Regions from separate parts of the Homo sapiens genome. Here region 1 is linked to region 2. Evidence: read pairs that join two places in POLR2A ChIA-PET (ENCODE). Cell type or tissue: OCI-LY7. All regions are shown on one strand.

Region 1 (4,000 bases), 110 kb after region 2:
AACTTTGATCACTTGGGTAAGATGGTGTCTGTGGAGTTTCTCCACTGTAAGGTTACTATTTTCCTCTTTGTAATTAATAAATAACTGTGGAGAAGTACTTTGAGACTTGTAAGTAGCCATCCACTAATGATTCTTGCCTGAACCAATTTTTACTATGCTGATTGCCAAATGGTGATCTAACTCCTTCATTCTTTCTGCATGTATTAGTTGGCATTCTTCTCTAAGGAAGAGTTTTCCCTTCTCCTTCTTTATTTATATCAGTATGAAATTAAAGTGTTATTTGTTTGGCTAAAACAGTGAATTGTTCAAATGGATTTGCTGGAACACTCCTATTTTACAAAATTTATTTTTATTGCAGATCTAATTTTTTTTGACGTTAATGATGAGGTATCCATGGACAAACCTTAGAGCTAATAAAGATCATTTATATTTCTTACGTTTATCGAGAGAGAAGGTCCCTAAAAAATAATTGGAATAATTTAAGCAATCATCTTTAAATTTCACTTATTGGCAAAGTGAAGTTGATAGTACTACACAAGTTCTTAAATTATATATCAAATTAAATTAGATTAGGAATTGAGATGACAGGGTATAGGTTCCGCCTCACCGCTACTCAGCTTGTCTGTGTTCCAAGCTGAGACACCTTTACTGCAGCCTCAGGCAGACGTGCTTCTGAGTGTGTGTTTTGGACTCTGCCATCCCACGTCTCCCAGTCATGATCCTCATTGTATTAGTCTGTTTTTGATTGCTTATAACAGAATACCTGAAATCGGATAATTTATTTTAAAAAGGAATTTATTTCTTACAATTCTAGAAGCTGGGAAGTCCAGGATTCAGGGGCTACATCTGGTGAAGGCCTTCTTGCTGATGACTCTCTGCAGGGTCCTGAGGTGGCACAGGCTATCACATGGTGAGGGGGCTGAACGTGCCAACGTGCTCACCCAGGACTCTCTTCCTCTTCTTAGGAAGCCACCAGTCCCGTTCCTGTGATAACCCATTAATCTATGAATTGACCCACTGATGAGGGCAGAGCCCTCATGATCCAGTCACCTCTTAAAGGCCCCACTTCTCAATACTGCCACAATGGGGATTAAATTTCAACATAAGTTTCGGAGGGGACAGATATTTGAACCGTAGCACCTACTTAGCGCCCACTCTGCCTCATTTTTTAATCCATTAATAAGAGGGTGCAGCAGTGCTCATCACAGGGCCAGGAAGGACGACATGGGTCCTCTTCCCTTGACCTGTCAGTGGTCAGGAGCAGTCAGTGATATGCCACCTTTCGGGGTGCCAAGCACAGTGCACAGAACTGCACGGGAGTCCAAGAAAGGAGATTTTCCTTTCCCTTTTCTTCCTACTTATTTTCCATTCTCCTTTGACACATTAATAAAATGTTTTGAGAAAACTTATTCCCTATGATTTAAATTATGTTTTTCTTGACATTTTATAGAATATTAACAAGTTGAAAGAAGGGCTTAGAATGAAATAATACATTAAAATAACAATTTTGATTTAAGTCGGTACTTTTTAAGGGAAAGTGTGATACTTCTTAGTTTCTTTTTAACATTAAAATCCTTCAGCTATTAAATCCTAGATGAAAATGTAAAGCTTTTTGTATATGATATGGTGTTTGAAAGCAGAAGAGGTTTTCAAATAAGGTCCCGGTTTTTCTAAGATTTCTCTGTTGAAATTTACCTGAGAGTTTACTTTCGCATTCTGAGTATTGACACAAGGTTTGAGAAATGCCATTCTTTTGATTCCTAAAATTCTGATTCTAGGAACATTTTAACTTTTGTACTGCTTAAGATAGAACAAAATTCTGAAGGTATGCGTGAATGCTTTGAAATAAAGCAAATGCTTTATTAGTCTTTTTGGAGCTCTTCAATATTTGCAAATTACTGTGCTGAAAAATGTCTCCAGTTACTGATGGTGCTGTTTATTACACCCTTTTCAAAGATATCCTCACCTAGTACTGAGAATATTTTTGGGTGGAGAGAGTCAGTGACTTGCTTATGATTTATGTTGACTCTGTGAGGGGCTTAATGTTAGAAGCTGGGGAGTGTCTGTACACTCAGCCTGAAACCTGGTCATTCATAAGCAGCACTGACCCTGTAGTTACTCATCTTTTTCTCCCCCTTGCTCCCCTCTTCAGGGAGGGACTCTGTGCTTTTTGATCCTACTTTGATTTATTAATGTAGCCTTTTCAAAATTTAGGGAGCAAGGTTTCATTTTTTATTAAAGAAATATGTATTCCTCTCTTTCACTGCCTTCCTCTTGAGATTTATTATTAATCTTTCAGGAGCCAGATGATGAAGTGTTTCTTGCCATAGCTAAAGCCATGGAGGAAATGGTGGAAGATAGTGTCGACTGTTACTGGATCACCCGACGCTTTGTGAACCAATTAAATACCAAGTACCGGGATTCCTTGCCCCAGTTGGTGAGGGCTTTTTTTTTTTTTTGGCTATTGGAGAGTGAACAATGGTAGTGGGGGTCTTCAGGGAGTGCTCTTACCTCCTGGGGCTGCTGCAATTCTGAATAACCCTTTATAGTAGAACTCAGCAAGCGTTTTCTGTAAAAGTCCATATAATCTAAATATTTCCAGCTTGGTGGGCCAGATGGTCTCTATTGTAACCACTCAACTCTGCTGTTGTTGCACAAAAGCAACCTTAGGCAACGCATAAAATAATGTTCCTGGCTGGATTTGCTCTGCTGCAGGCCAGAGGTGGCCAGTCCTGCTCTATAGTATTCCTTATTCTGGTCTAGAATCCGCTGGTCTAGAGTAATCCCTCTGTGTAAGTTAAGGTTTTCATTTGGCTGCATATAATGGGAAGCCCAAATACCAGAAGCTAAGAATCCAGGCAGTGCAGAGCTGGCGCTGCAGAACCACAGTATGGAGAGGGTTGCAGACTGCTGCCATTCTGCTCCAGTATTCATAGGAATGATCTTTCCTCTCGTGCTCACAAGGTTGCTCTTGGACCAGCGGCCATGACGTCTGTGTTCTAGGCAGAAGGAAAGGGAAGGCAAAGGTAAACACAAAGGAATAAGAGGGACAAGCCAGCCACAACTGTGGCCCATTAGGCTTTCCCTCTGCATGTACAGCTGACCTTTGAGTAGTGTAGGTTTAGGAGAACTGACCCAACCCCAGCATAGTTGATACTCTGCATATAACTTTTGACTCCCCCAAAACCTAACTACTAATAACCTACTGTTGACTGGAAGCCTTACTGATAACATAGATGGTTGTTTAACACATATTTTGTACACATATTTTGTTTCCATTTTTGTTTTTTTGAGATGGAGTCTCATGCTGTCGCCCAGCCTGGAGTGCAATGGCATGGTCTCGGCTCACTGCAACCTCTGCCTCCTGGGTTCAAATGATTCTCCTGCTTTAGCCTCCCAAGTAAGTGGGATTACAGGTGCCTGCCACCACACCTGGCTAATTTTTGTATCTTTTTTAGTAGAGACGGGGTTGCATCGTGTTGGTCAGGCCGGTCTTGAACTCCTGACCTCAGGTTATCCGCCCACCTTGGCCTCCCAAAGTGCTGGGATTTACAGGCATGAGCCACCACACCCAGCCACATATTTTGTTATATGTGTATTCAGTATATTCCTGTAATGAGGTAAGCTAGAGAAAAGAAAATGTTAAGAAAATCATAAGGAAAATTAAATATGTTTTCTATTTATGAAGTGGAAGTGGATCATCACAAGGTCTTTATTCTCATTGTCTTCACGTTGAGTAGGCTGAGCAGGAGGAGGGAGGGAAGGATGGTCTTGCTGTCTCAGGGGTTGGCAGAGGTGGAAGAAAATCCATGTTTAAGGGGACCTTTGCAATTCAAACCCATGTTGTTCAGGGGTCAACTATATGTTAGTGACCAGGACTGTGTCACTTGGCTGCCCTGTCTGCAGTAGAGGCTGGGAAAGGTTCTTTTTTTAAAAAAAGCTGTGTGATCTCCTACTAAAACAGGGGCTCTGTGAGTGACATAGGAGGGGCACATGGGAG
Region 2 (4,000 bases):
CACTGCATATTTTTTCATTAAGCTGGTCCCAAAGATCCATCCAAATTCAAGGGGAAGGACATATATTTCACTTCTTCATCAGGAAGTGGCAAGGTTCTGGAAGAACATGTGAGATGAGAAGTAGTGTGATCACTTTTGAAAAATACAACCTGCCATACCACTCTATACATGCATGTGTGTGTATATATATGTATAGTAGCATATTTGTATAATAATGTATATATTACATATCTATGTAATATTCATACATATGAATATATAAAACTTAAATGTTTTACAAAATAATACTTCCCTTATTACCTAGGGTACACTCTATGTTCTCTTCTATTCTTTTAAGAAAGATGCTCTTTGCCAACCCACTCAGTTGATTTCCTGCCACACTATTGTGTTGTGCCCTGTTCTATTTCTTCCAGATAGCCTTGGGCAAAGGGCTGTTTCTTAGAGCGCCAGTGTCTAGGCTGTGCTCAGGGCACTACCTGACTACGTTTCTGGCCAAGCTTTATGACGTCAGCAGTTCCTGTTGTACTCCTGGTTTTTGGCTAGCAGTAAACCCAAACTTTTCTGTCTGAGAGGACCGTGGAACTCACCCTCTCCCTGTGTCTGAAATTCCCTGAGGTCTTTGCATTCGATAGGCATTCAATTGCATTCAATAGTTTGTCGTTCTTAAAGCAGCAAGCTGGCAGAGCATCCTGGTTGATGGCATATAAACAAACCAATTCATAAGTACAGCCATTATTTCACGTTGGGGCCACACAACCCTTTGACAGCCAGTGTCTGCCGCATAGGAGACCAGCTCCTCCAGGCAGCCTGTGGCGCTGTTTCCCTTTACTGGCAGCTGTGCTATGGCCAGCCAGGGCTTCTCAGCCCAAAATGAGATAGCTCCAGTCTTTTCACTCTCATGAAAAGAACAGCTTCCCACCCATCTTGATTTCTGCTGGGGTCTTTCCTCTTTGTGCCATTTGAGAGCCACCTGGGAGCACATCTTAGTAAATATATGACCTGGGCTCATGTTTGTAGAGTCCTGTCTGAGCATCTAGCAAGCTGGCTCACGTGCTCAGGGACTTGGTACCAATTAAGACATTTATTCCCACTTTTCATATGGTCGAGAAGATGTATGTCCAACACAGTGCTTTTAACTAGGTCAGAGAAAAAGCAGGCGGGAAGCTATACATTTTACAATACTTAGTGGACCTTCTTGCTAGAATTAGTGAATGGTCAGAAAGTCCGCTTCTGATGGAGGGCCAAAGGGAGCTCTTTCAGCTCACAGCCGGGCTGTGGTGTTTGGGGAGGGAAGTTTGAGAGTGGCCGCAGAAGTACAGATGATCAAAAGCAGTACTCCTGCCGCCCGCCCTGGGAGGGGGCCTGGACTCCCTCAGGGAAGGCTTTTTTGGTGCTTTGGGTAGAGAAGCTGGAGATAGCAACTGTTGAATTTCCCCAGGCTTCGTGATTTAAAGCCCTGAGCCTTTTTCCATTGTTGTTCTTGCAGCGGCCTTTAATGTGCTGGGTGTGAAAGGGAGTGGAAATGAAAAGCCAGCGCATCGCATCGCACTGGGGGCCTGAGATCAGAAGGTGATGGAAAATGGAAATGTCAAGTTTGCGTTTCCACTGCTGGCCGCAAGGGCCTCAGGCGGCACCCCCTCCTCCCGCCTCGGCTTTCGCATCCTTCTCACTTCCTCCCCAGCCCCCCAGTTTTCACACGGCCCAGTGATAAGTGTCACTCTGGGCTGAGTGAGGCTCGTGGCTTGTCAAAAGAGGCACTAGGACGAGAACAGAGAAATTCAGCATGGGCTTGAGAGGCACGTAAAGGAACTGGCCTTCTAAAGACACCGCAGAGAGACCGCAAAGTGGGTTGGTTTTCCTTTTCTAACACTGAGAAGAAAAGGAGTTCAAAATTCACACATGGTTGATAGAAAAGACGATCTGTTTCCACATGGACTTTCCTATCTCTGTGGTGCCCAGGATGCTTAGACCTGTGAGTCTTTGAACCCAGCTTGTGTTGATGTAGCTCGGGGCACTGTCAGGCCTTTGTGCCCAGCCAGGCGTGGAGGTGTTTGAAAAGAGAGCCATCAACACCTTTCCATCGGGGACTTGCGATTTTTCTCTTTTGGTTGAGTCAACTTTGAAGTTTAGTAGTTCCTTCCCACGCTTGGTGGCCACAATGTCACGAGGCTCAGCCTGGTGTCGTGGGGCTGCTAAAGATTCCGTAGAGGCTGGAAAGGTGCCTGTCAGGGGCACCAGGAATTACGTACAAGTCTAAGGAAGCTCCAGGCTTAGGAAATAGTGGGATAAACCTTCCTTTATTATCGCATGGGATAATCACATTTGTGAAATGTAGATGTCTCAAATTTATACAAATTGAATTCTGAAAAACATCAGAAAAGTTTATTACAAAGCCTTTTTTTTTGAGACAGGCTCTTACTCTGTCACCCAGGCTGGAATGCAGTGGTACAATCACAGCTCACTGTAGCGTTGAACTCCTGGGCTCACGCGATCCTCCTGCCTCAGTCTGCTGAGTAGGCGGGACTAGAGGTGCACACCACCATGCCGGGCTAATTTTTGTAGCGATGAGATTTCACCATATTGCCCAGGGTGGTTTCAAACTCCTGGGCTCAAGGGATTCGCCTGCCTTAGCCTCTCAAAGTGCTGGGATTACAGGCATGAGGCACTGCGCCTGGCCAACAAAGTCCTTTTTTATCATCATGTTTTTAACTCTTCACAGTTTTCTATGTCTGTTACCTCACTTGAGCCCAGCTGGATTTTTGACCATTTGGATAACAGTTATTGGATTTTTCTGGAAGTCTCTACATGCATGTTCTCTGTTCAAAGGGCTTGAGGTGGACAAGTTATGCATGGCCTTCAGTTTTGGGAAGACTCTGTATGATCCTGATAAATGTAATTTCAAGATGATTATATCAAACTGAAAAAGGTGCATTGTGATCCTCTGTTACCTCAGTTTTGTCCTGTGAGGTCCAATCACACACAACTTCGGAGCCACTGCCCGCTTCCTTGTAGTTTACAAAAAATGCTTTGCCACGCTCATCACAATAACTGTGAGAGAGATATGATTATATTTCTGCTGTGCAGAGGAGAAAACTGAGGCCCAGAGAAGTTAAGTAACCTCCCCCAAGACACAGATATGAGAAAGAGATGAGACTCAAACCCCAGCCTTCTGGCACCAGGGGCATGTTCTTCCACCAACAGACACTGACAGCCGTTGCCAGAACAAGAGAAAGCTGGGCAGAAGTCGACACCTTTGGCAAAGGGCTGCCTGTCCTCTGGCCTTGCTGGTTGTTAGCCCCGCTTCTGCTCATAAGGTCCTGCATTATCCCTCGCTCAGGGGTTGCCTTGCGATGGGCCTGGTCACTCTGCTTCCGCATCCTCAGGGGGCTTGTTCCTTCTGCTTGTCCCAGGTGCTCCCTGGACCTCACCTACCTCGGGTGCCTTCAGAACACCAGCAGGGGATTCATTCACCTTCTTAGGGGGTAGAGGCCGCTTCCCGGGCGTTTAAGGGACAGGCAATGGAAGTGGGATCCTTGAGAGACCAAAGGACAGTGACGCAGAGGTCATAGTTACTTTCCTGGGAGCAGAGTAGGTTCGTGTCTGGTTCCTGGTCCAGCTCCACTTCACTGCTCCCATTTCCCTTGTGGCCCAGATGGCACAGTAAGAGCTGGAGTCTGATGAATCTGGGGTTGTGTGTGGGACACCAAGCCCCATTGACGCCTGTTTCTGTGGCTTCCTGGCTCTCATATCTTCTGTATTATAGGACCAGGCAGTCTGGGCCTGTGGCCTGCCTGGGGGCGTGTGTGGCCTTCTTGGCCCAGAACTCCCTCCTAGGAGGCACAGCCAAGCCAGGGGAGAAGGGAGAGAGCTGGAGACTGAATCATAGCCTGACTAACCTGCTTTCCACGTCTGCTGGCTGCCTAGAAAGCTCTGTGATATTTGCATCTCGCATCGTGTGCCCTGGAGACTTAGAGGTAGAGCTACTTCAGAAACCCAACTG

What was found. Peaks named below come from ENCODE experiments on the same cell type or tissue, not always from the same donor. Only the 100,000 strongest peaks of a DNase experiment are listed, where the experiment ranks them.
Region 1: POLR2A ChIA-PET joins it to region 2 with 5 read pairs; 5 of 35 experiments call an interaction of 5 or more read pairs at or near these places.

The regions. Positions count from the first base shown.
Region 1 is chr6:13,315,008-13,319,007 of GRCh38, reverse strand. It overlaps TBC1D7-LOC100130357 (TBC1D7-LOC100130357 readthrough), which reads left to right. Exons shown (of 9, transcript NM_001318809.2): 5 at 2,300-2,437. TBC1D7 (TBC1 domain family member 7) reads left to right here. Exons shown (of 8, transcript NM_016495.6): 5 at 2,300-2,437. Among named protein-coding and RNA genes, the nearest start is that of TBC1D7, 12 kb to the left of the region's middle. In OCI-LY7, no CTCF peak of the experiment used is centred here; no DNase peak of the experiment used is centred here.
Region 2 is chr6:13,426,055-13,430,054 of GRCh38, reverse strand. The region is part of intron 1 of GFOD1 (Gfo/Idh/MocA-like oxidoreductase domain containing 1); the gene reads left to right. Among named protein-coding and RNA genes, the nearest start is that of GFOD1-AS1, 58 kb to the left of the region's middle. RefSeq lists enhancers at 717-786, 1,797-2,226. In OCI-LY7, CTCF peaks have their summits at 813 and 1,667; DNase peaks (open chromatin) are centred at 804, 1,654, 2,034 and 3,974; H3K4me3 peaks cover 1,371 bases; H3K27ac peaks cover 1,548 bases.